Regions from separate parts of the Homo sapiens genome. Here region 2 is linked to region 1. Evidence: chromatin loops called from intact Hi-C (ENCODE). Cell type or tissue: K562. All regions are shown on one strand. Links, peaks and the distances in the headings refer to the core of each region. The heading gives the core; the rest is flanking DNA. Region 1 has its middle 6.9 kb from the start of CSNK2A2. Region 2 overlaps CFAP263 (cilia and flagella associated protein 263).

The links. A loop is a pair of places that touch in the nucleus more often than their neighbours do. Peaks named below come from ENCODE experiments on the same cell type or tissue, not always from the same donor. Only the 100,000 strongest peaks of a DNase experiment are listed, where the experiment ranks them.
Region 2: it touches region 1 in a loop (5-fold over the local background); 5 of 110 quality-filtered maps call a loop at or near these places.

Annotation. Positions count from the first base shown.
Region 1 is chr16:58,202,828-58,207,218 of GRCh38, forward strand. No RefSeq gene overlaps it. Among named protein-coding and RNA genes, the nearest start is that of CSNK2A2, 6.9 kb to the left of the region's middle. In K562, for the core only: no CTCF peak of the experiment used is centred there; no DNase peak of the experiment used is centred there.
Region 2 is chr16:58,263,065-58,267,455 of GRCh38, forward strand. All of the region lies in intron 6 of CFAP263 (cilia and flagella associated protein 263), which reads left to right. Among named protein-coding and RNA genes, the nearest start is that of CFAP263, 15 kb to the left of the region's middle. RefSeq lists an enhancer at 1,881-2,175. In K562, for the core only: no CTCF peak of the experiment used is centred there; DNase peaks (open chromatin) are centred at 2,027 and 2,697; H3K4me3 peaks cover 448 bases.

The DNA.
Region 1 (4,391 bases), core at 217-4,216:
CCAGCCTGAATCACAGAGCAAGCTCCTATCTCCAAAAATAAATAGATAAATAAATAAATACGTGTTAAAAATTTGTGGCCAGGTGTGGTGGTTCACGCCTGTAATCCCAGCACTTTGGGAGGCCGAGATGGGTGGATCACCTGAGGCCAAAATGGTGAAACCCCATCTCTATTAAAAATACAAAAAATTAGCTGGGCATGGTGGAAGCACGCCTGTAACCCCAGCTACTTGGGAGGCTGAGGCAGAAGAATCACTTGAGCCTGGGAGGCAGAGGTTGCAGTGAGCTGAGATTGCACCATTGCACTCCAGCCTGGGCAACAAGAGCGAAACTCCGTCCCAAAAAGAAAAGTTGTACAAGTAATTGTGGTAAGCAGAATAACATCCTTCACCCACCTCAAAGATACACACTTATGGCCGGGCACAGTGGCTCATGCCTGTAATCCCAGCACTTTGGGATGCTGAGGTGGGTGGATCACCTGAAGCCAGGAGTTTGAGACCAGCCTGGACAACATAGTGAAACCCTGTCTCTACTAAAAATACAAAAATTTGCTGAGTGTGGTGGCATGCACCTGTAATCCCAGCTACTCAGGAAGCTGAGGCAGGAGAATTGTTTGAACCCGGGAGGTGGAGGTTGTAGTGAGCCGAGATTGTGCCATTGCACTCCAGCCTGGGCAACAGAATGAGGCTCCATTTCAAAAAAAAAAAGATATACACTTACTCTTCCCCAGAATCTGTAAATATGTTACCGTATATGGAAAAAGAAACTTTGCAGATGTGCTTAAATTAAGGATTTTGAGATAGAAAATCATCACGGAGCATCCAGGTTGATTAAATATACTCACCATGGTCCGTATAAAGTGAAAGAGAGAGGCAGGATGTCAGAGAAGTAGATGTATTGATGAAGCCGTGGTCAGAATGATGTGATTGCTGGCTTTGAAGACGGAAGGGGGGTGGCGCCAAGAAACATAGACCACCTCTAGAAGCTGAAAAAGGCAAGAAAACGGATCCTCCCCTAGAGGAGCACTGTAGCCCTGCCAACACTTTGATTGTAGTCCAACGAGACCCGTTTAGAATAAATTTGTGTTGCTTAAAGCCGCTAAGTTTGTGGCAATTTGCTACAGCAGCAATGGGAAACTCCTGCAGTAGTGCATGGTTAATAACAAAGACTGTCTCCTTTGATGAAAACTTTACTCAGGCTCCTGAGTCCTTTATAATAAGCTTGATCTTGGACTTCCCTCTCGTCCTTGTTGAATCTACTTTGAGCAAGAATGCTGCTAATCAGTTGAGCAAAAAATCACTACCTTTGCCATCTGATCACCTTCAGTATCCTATCACCCTGGCCTGCCTTCCGCAATAACTCTGTCAAGTCAATTTAGCCAGAAACCCCTTGTCCCTGATGTGTCCTCTTAGTAACTTTCTGTCCGCTGACCCCGACTCTGTTCCTTAGTTATAAATACCCACGTGTTCTTGTTGGAGTAGCTGTTGAGTATGGTCTCTGTCACTCACAGCAAAACCCCTTGCAGTGGTCCCTATACCTGTCGCCATGACCCTCATTTGGATAAAGTCTGCCTTACCCTCTTTAACAAAAGTGCCTCGAATAATTTTTTCTTTAACATTAATATTTTTCAAGAAATTCAAGAGTCAGTCAGATAAAAAGTGAAACTTGTCCTTCTTTGCCTTCCACATTTCCACAGTTCGGTGTGTATCCTTCCAGGCCTTTTTCTATGCAATAAGAATGGATGATACAACCTATTATTTTGTTTTGCTTTGCTTTGTTTCAAAGCAGGACACCAGTGCATACCTATAGTTTTTTTGCTTGTTTGTTTGTTTTGTTTGTTTGTTTGTTTTTTGAGACGGAGTCTCGTTCTGTTGCCCAGGCTGGAGTGCATTGGCACAATCTTGGCTCACTGCAACCTCCGCCTCCTGGATTCAAGCGAGCCTCCTGCCTCAGCCTCCCAAGTAGCTGGGACTACAGGAGCCTGCCACCATGCGCGGCTAATTTTTGTATTTTTAGTAGAGACGGGGTTTTCACCACATTGGCCAGGCTGGTCTTGAACGCCTGACCTCAGGTGATCTGCCAGCCTCAGCCTCCCAAAGTGCTGGAATTACAGGCATGAGCCACCGCGCCCGGCCTATACCTACACTTAGATAAATTTTCAGGTATGTAACAAATGCATACAAAAAGAACTGGAAGGAAATGCGTTACATGCTTTGGGGTCTTGGAAGCATAGATTTTACTTTCATAATTGGGGGGAATCAAACCAAGGTTTTCAGGCTGTTGACCATCCTAATCCTCCCCTCAAGAACTTGTGGGTTAATGGGGGCTTTACACCAGCTAGGAAAGGACAGAGGGTAGGGACGTAGGGTCTTGAGTTCTCTCTGTAATCCAAGGAGTTTATGGGGAATTGCTAAGAGAAAAACTTTAGACAAATTAAATTTAGCAGAGTTTAATTGAGGAAAGAACGATTCTAGAATCAGGGAGCCCTTAGAACCAGAATAGGCATGGAGAACTCTGACCTGACCGTGGTCAGGCAACATTTATGGACAGAAAACAAATGAGGTACACAGGCAGTTGGGTTGGTTACAGCTCAGCTCTTGCCTTATTTGAACGTGGTCTGATCAGTGGGGCGCCTGTGATTGACTGAAGCTTGGCTGCTGTGATTGGCTGAGACTCAGCTGTTTGTTACAATAGTAGACTCCTAAGTTAGGATTTCGGTCGGTTTACCTGCAAGGTAGGTTGCAGTTCATTATATAAAGACTCAAGTACGGAGATGTCCGCAGGCCAAATTTAGTTTAATTTACCAGAGTGCTGGACTCTTACCTTGGTGTTTCTTTCAGGCACCAGACAGGTGAATAAAATATATACATTAAGGCCAAATTGGCTGCACTCCCCCTGGGAACATGCGCACATAAATTCCTTAGGAATATCACTTTCTTATTCTTTTTTGTCCTAGTCATCCTTACCGTGTGACCCACTCTGTCCTCCAACCAGAGAATGCCCCTGAGGGGGATGGTGGGAATGTGCCAGAGCCTGTCCTGGGCAAGAGAGCCAGAGGAATGGGAATTTTCTGCTGGTGCTCCTGTGGGTGACCCCTCTTATTCAGTCTTGCCTGGCTGGAGAAAAGGGCACATATTTTTTTCATTTGGGGGGTGGGGGGTGCCCACCCCTCACCCCCCAAATGAAGCTCAGTGAACTGAAACTCTTCTAATATTCTCAGGGAAGGATGAATTAATCTCTTTAGACTAAAATTTAACTAACAGCTATTGCAAAGGGATTTAAATCTTAAATAGGAAAAGGACTAAGAAGTCTGGTGAATGCAGCCTTAATCCTGGAGTTTCAAGAGATACAAAAGTGGAGGGGCTACTTTGAAGGGCAAACAGTACTTTCCTGGTGGACACACCCACTTCTGCCTGGTTGGAGTGGGCATTTGGAGGGGAGTGGGCTGACGCTGCAGTGACAGTCTCCCATAGACCCTGGCAAAGCCATCAAACTTCAAAAACACTCATCATTTTCCTGCCAAACTGCTCTTCCATAGTATCTCTTTATTTTATTTATGTATTTATCTATCTATTTATTTTTATGAGACAGGATCTTGCTCTGTCACCCAGGCTGGAGTGCAGTAGCTCGATCATGGCTCACTGCAGCCTCAATCTCCCAGACTCAAGTGATCCTCCCACCTCAGCCTCCCAAGTAACTGAGACTACAGGTGCACATCATCATGCCCAGCCAATTTATGCAGAGACAGTTTTGCCATGTTGCCCGGGCTGGTCTCAAACTCCTGGGCTCAAGTGATCCTCTTGCTTTGGCCTCCCAAAGTGCTGGTATTATAGGCATGAGCCTCTGCACCCTGCCCACAGTATCTCTTAGCCCAACCAAATTTCCCAGAATCACCAACAGCTCCCACATCCCCCCCACCACTCCCCAACCCCAACCAAGTGCAACTGGCTTCCTCTCCAGATGGCCACTCCCATCTACACTCTTGTCTAGGTGCCCACAGCCTTTGTCCTGAGTTAAGCCAGCTCCTCCCTGGATTTTCCCCCGGGGGCCTTTCCTACAGTGATCTCTGGGCTTTTAGACTCCGCACACACTAAACCAGAGGTCCTCAACCTAGGTCAGTAGTGAGAACTCAGTGGGTTCATAAATTCAGACACAAAAAAATTATGTCATTATTCACCAATCTCTAAATAAAATTTAGCATTTCCTCTCTCCCATTATGGATATAGTAAAAAAAAAAAAAAGCAATACAATACAAAACAAAACATGGCAGTATTAGCAGTACCTGTGACTTTGTCACCAGTGGAAATCAGACATGTGCTAGTCACATTACAGTTGCTGTTATTTTGAAGCAGGAATATTTGCTCCCCAGAAAGGCTAGCTGCTCTGATTGTTG
Region 2 (4,391 bases), core at 198-4,197, 60 kb after region 1:
TTGGGAGGGAAAAGAGGCACTATTAATAATTAAGCAGAGACTATAGGCACACAAAGGGCCTGGCCCCAGCAGACTAGGCTATCTGGTCACCCTGCTAGAGACCATCTAATGCCGTATTCAGCAACTGCAGGCCAGTGTGTCCCCACCCACTGCCCTGTGAGCTAAGAATGATATTACAGAAGAACCTTTATAACCAATTTGATTATAGAAAACACTAACTTGAAACCAAATGAAGCAAAATTGGTTTCTTCCCCCAGAAATTCCATTTCTCTCATTAGTAGACCTATATTCTACAGTATTGTACTCAGTTTTTATATTTTGAATTGAATCAATAAAACATTGGTAGGATTTTTTTCTCTTGTTAATATAAGTACACAATACCCACAATTTTGCTTCTGGGCTTGCAAAACCTAAAATATTTACTATCTGGTCCTTTACAGAAAAGTTTTGCCGACCCCTCGCATAGTGCTCAGGTGGCAATGGTGGCTGTGGGCTTAGGTAGCTCGCAGGTGGGCTTTGTTTGGCCCACACAGTTTAAAAATGTGAATATGAATGTCTTTAGACCAAGTTTATGTTTGTTCAACATTTTCCTTTTACAAATGAAAAAACCGGGGGTCAAAGATGCAAAGTAGACAGGGTGCAGTGGCTCACACCTGCAATCCCAGCACTTTGGGAGGCCTAGGCAGGCACATCACCTGAGGCCAGGAGTTCAAGACCAGCCTGGCCAACATGGCAAAACGCTGTCTCTACTAAAAATACAAAAAATTATCTGGGCGTGGTGGTGCACACCTGTAATCTCGGCTACTTGGGAGGCTGAGGCATAAGGATTGCTTGAACCCCTGGGGGCAGAGGTTGCAGTGAGCTGAGATCATGCCATTGCACTCCAGCCTGGGCAACAGAACAAGATTCTGTCTCAAGAAAAAAAGAGCTGGGACTCCCAGTCCAGTATGCATCCCACCTAACTCAGTGTGTATCCCACTCTACTGCCTTTTCCAGCATAAAGTACGTAGAAAACAATGTGCTGGCATTCTGAAATTTATGTGTCATAAACATCCAACAGATCCTCTACTTTTAGCTTCTCTCATCAGTTTTTAGCTTATCTGATCACTGTTATTTATAGAGGAAGCCAGTTCCTGTGACTTCCAGGCCCTCACTGCCTGGAGAGCAGGTTGTACTTGATCACATTGGACCTCGATCTTATCCTGTGGAATCAGTTAAGCAGCACAGGGCCTGCCTGGTCCTGTGGGGGAAAAGCCAAGGGTTTTGGAAATGGAGCTACTGATTTTTAAAATCAAACTGCCAGGTGGCAGGGCCTGATCTCTTTAGGATGGGTCTAAACACACAGTGCAGATTGCTTGCAGTATCCGAGATCAGCAGCGCAGGCCACAGTGGGCAGAGTGAGAGCCATTCCTGGGGGAAATGGAGGCAGAACAACTGAGTTGTGGAGTCAGACCTTGCCTGTGCTTGAATGGGGGCTCTGCTGCGGGAGGTGCTTCATCTGGGCAAGATTCTTCACCTCTTGGAGGCAAGTTTTGTGTCACCAGGATGGTGCTCTGTCTAGTAAGTGTTGCGTCCCCAGCATCAAGGACAGTGCCTGGCTAAAGCAAGTGCTTAGCCAATATTGTCGAATGAACTGCTTGCAGAACAGGTGTGTATTTGGTAGGGGTGGGAGGGTGACAGGAGGGGCCACTTTGATATAAATATGAAACATTCATTCTCCCAGCAATCAGAAAATGAAAATAAAGAAATAAATATCAAACACTGAAGTGTGAAACCTTGTTAAAGACATGCAGAATAATTGTCCTCTATACCAAAAGTACCAATACCTCCACAAGGGTAGGCACTGGGCTGAGTGCTAAGGGTACAGCATTTAGACAGCACCAGGCAGAAATGGGCTCTTCTCTTCTGTGAGTTTCATGTGTGAGCCTGAGTCAAGGTGGCAGCTTTTTCTCTGACTTTATGCCCTCAAGCCCTGCCTGCTGGAGTCTGGTAAAATGTAAGCATGTGACTACAGCTGCGATGAGTCACTCCAGACTGCCTGTAAACTAGTGATCTGGGGCCTTGTAGGTAGAATTCTAAGATGTCCCCAAGAATCCCTGGCCCTTGGTGTCTACACCCTGTATAATCTCTGGCCAGGACTGTGAATATGATGGATTCAGTTAAGTTCTGTTCTGTTCAATGATTCGGTTATACTGTATGGCACAGTTGATCTAAAGACAGGGAGATCACCCACTTGGGCCTGATCTAATCACACGAGTCCTTTGAAAGAACAGAGTTTCTCTGGAAGAGGAAGTCATAGATGTGAAGCATGAGGAGAAATGGCTGGAGGAGGTCTTCTCCATTGTGGGCTAGAAGACAGAGGGGCCACATGGAAGGGATTCAAGAGGGGCCTCTGGGAGCTGAGAGCGACCTCCTGCTGACAGCCCAAAAGAAAACAAGGGCCTTGGTCCTACAGCTTCAAGGAAGTGCCTTCTGCCAACAATAAGTGAGCTTGGAAGAGGACCCTGAGCCCTTGACAAGAACCACAGCTCTGGGCGGACACCTTGATTTCAGCCAGATGTGACCATGGGGGAGAGTCCAGCCACACTGTGCGCAGACTTCCGGCCTATGGAAGCTGTGAGATAATAAATGGGTGTGGCTCTAAGCCACAAAAGTCTGTGGTAATTTGTTATGTAGCGATAGGAAGTGAATGCAGTCCTTTACAGAAGTGGCCTCCTCAAGGGACCCACATCTTGACTCAGCATCACCAATTTCGCTCTCATCAGCCTTCGTGGATACCTGCCCCGGCAGAGCCAGTGATGGCCTCGCTGCTGCTCTTGTACCTGCATTCCTTCCTGCCCTGCCGCTCTAAGTTGGTGACCGCTTGTCTTCCCTCCACTCTCCTTCCTCCCACCTGAATTGCTGGACTTGCGGCAAAGTCCTGCCCCATCTCCCCGGCCCCACGTCTGACCCCATCAGTGTGGTCTCATTCACTTTTGCTTTCCTTAGCAGAGCAACTTTCATGCAGGACATGGAACAGGAAATGAGCCTTAAAGAAGTGAGGTCTGAAAATAGGAGTGGGGAAGAGAATGGCCCCTGGGTGCCAGAAGTTCCCCCAGGCAGGTGGTTCTAGGCTCCTCTGTTTTGACACCCCGGGGCAATGCCCTTGCCCCCTCCTCCTGCCTTCACTTTGACTGTGGCCCTGCTGCTCTCTACCCACTCTCCCAGCTCCTATTAGATCCTCCTCTCTTCAGTTCTTTCCTTAGCTTGGAATGTTCTCTTCTCTCTTCACCTAGACATACTGATTCAATCTTTCAGCTCTCTTTCCAGCATATATATATATATATATATATATATATATATTTTTTTTTTTTTTTTTTTTTTTTTTTTTCAGGAAAACCTTCTCCAACCACTGTCCTGGCATTCTCACAGCTTGGCACAATTGCAGTCTTACATTTCTTCTTGAAATTATTTTACTGCCTCTCCCCTACTGTCCGGGCTGTGAGCCAGCCTTCTGGTGGCAGAGCCTAGTTTGCTTCACTGGCCAGTGCTTGGTGCAGGGACTGGTGCCTGGTGGGTGGGTTTTCAGGGTTTGTTGAGCAAGCTCCCCAAATCACTGCGTCTTTCCCTTGGCCCACTCCTCTGCCCAGCAAAGCACATCCCAGCTCCTCTGGATGACTCTTCCCCACTGACAGAGAGTGGTCAAAAGGGGGCCAATCTAAGAAGCAGGGGTGGGGCCTGCAGAAGCCAGTGAAGGGCAGATGATGCAGTGGGAATCTGCAAGGCTGTGCTCCTGCAGGACTCCTCTAAAACTAGCAGGTCCGGCCTCGTTAGGCGATGAGATGGTGGTGGAGCCTGTGGGCTGTGGAATCTCTGTATGGGCTCAATTCCCGGCTCCCCCTGGTCTCTGTGACCTTGGGGAAATGGTTTTACCTCCCTAAAGGTCAGTTCTCTCACCTATAAATGGAGATAGCAGTAGCACCCACCTCATGAGGAGTATTCCCCACGCTCCATCCACATGAGATAGTCATGGCAGCTGTTTGTCGTATGTTCTCCATGTGCCAGGCACTGTGTTCAGCACTCTACCAGGCTGTCTCCTGTAAGCCTCTCCACAACCCTACATGGTGACTGGACCCAAGTTTAGAGAGGTTCTGGGACCTCCCCAGAGATCTCCTTAGTGAGTAGTAGGGCAGGATTTAGGTCCCCGTGTGCCTGACTTCTTTGCCTCTCCAGCTGAGGCCAAGACTCCAAGGTCCTCTCCTCCCCCACCAGTTCTCAGACATCAGGATTTGGAAAATCTGGGCAACCATGAGAAAGGCAATTTGGACTTTCTGGATGGTCCTGCTTTTCTGTTCGTTAACAAAGAGATGTCTCCCCTTCCTGCGGTTCTGAGAGGTCATCTTAGCTCAAGA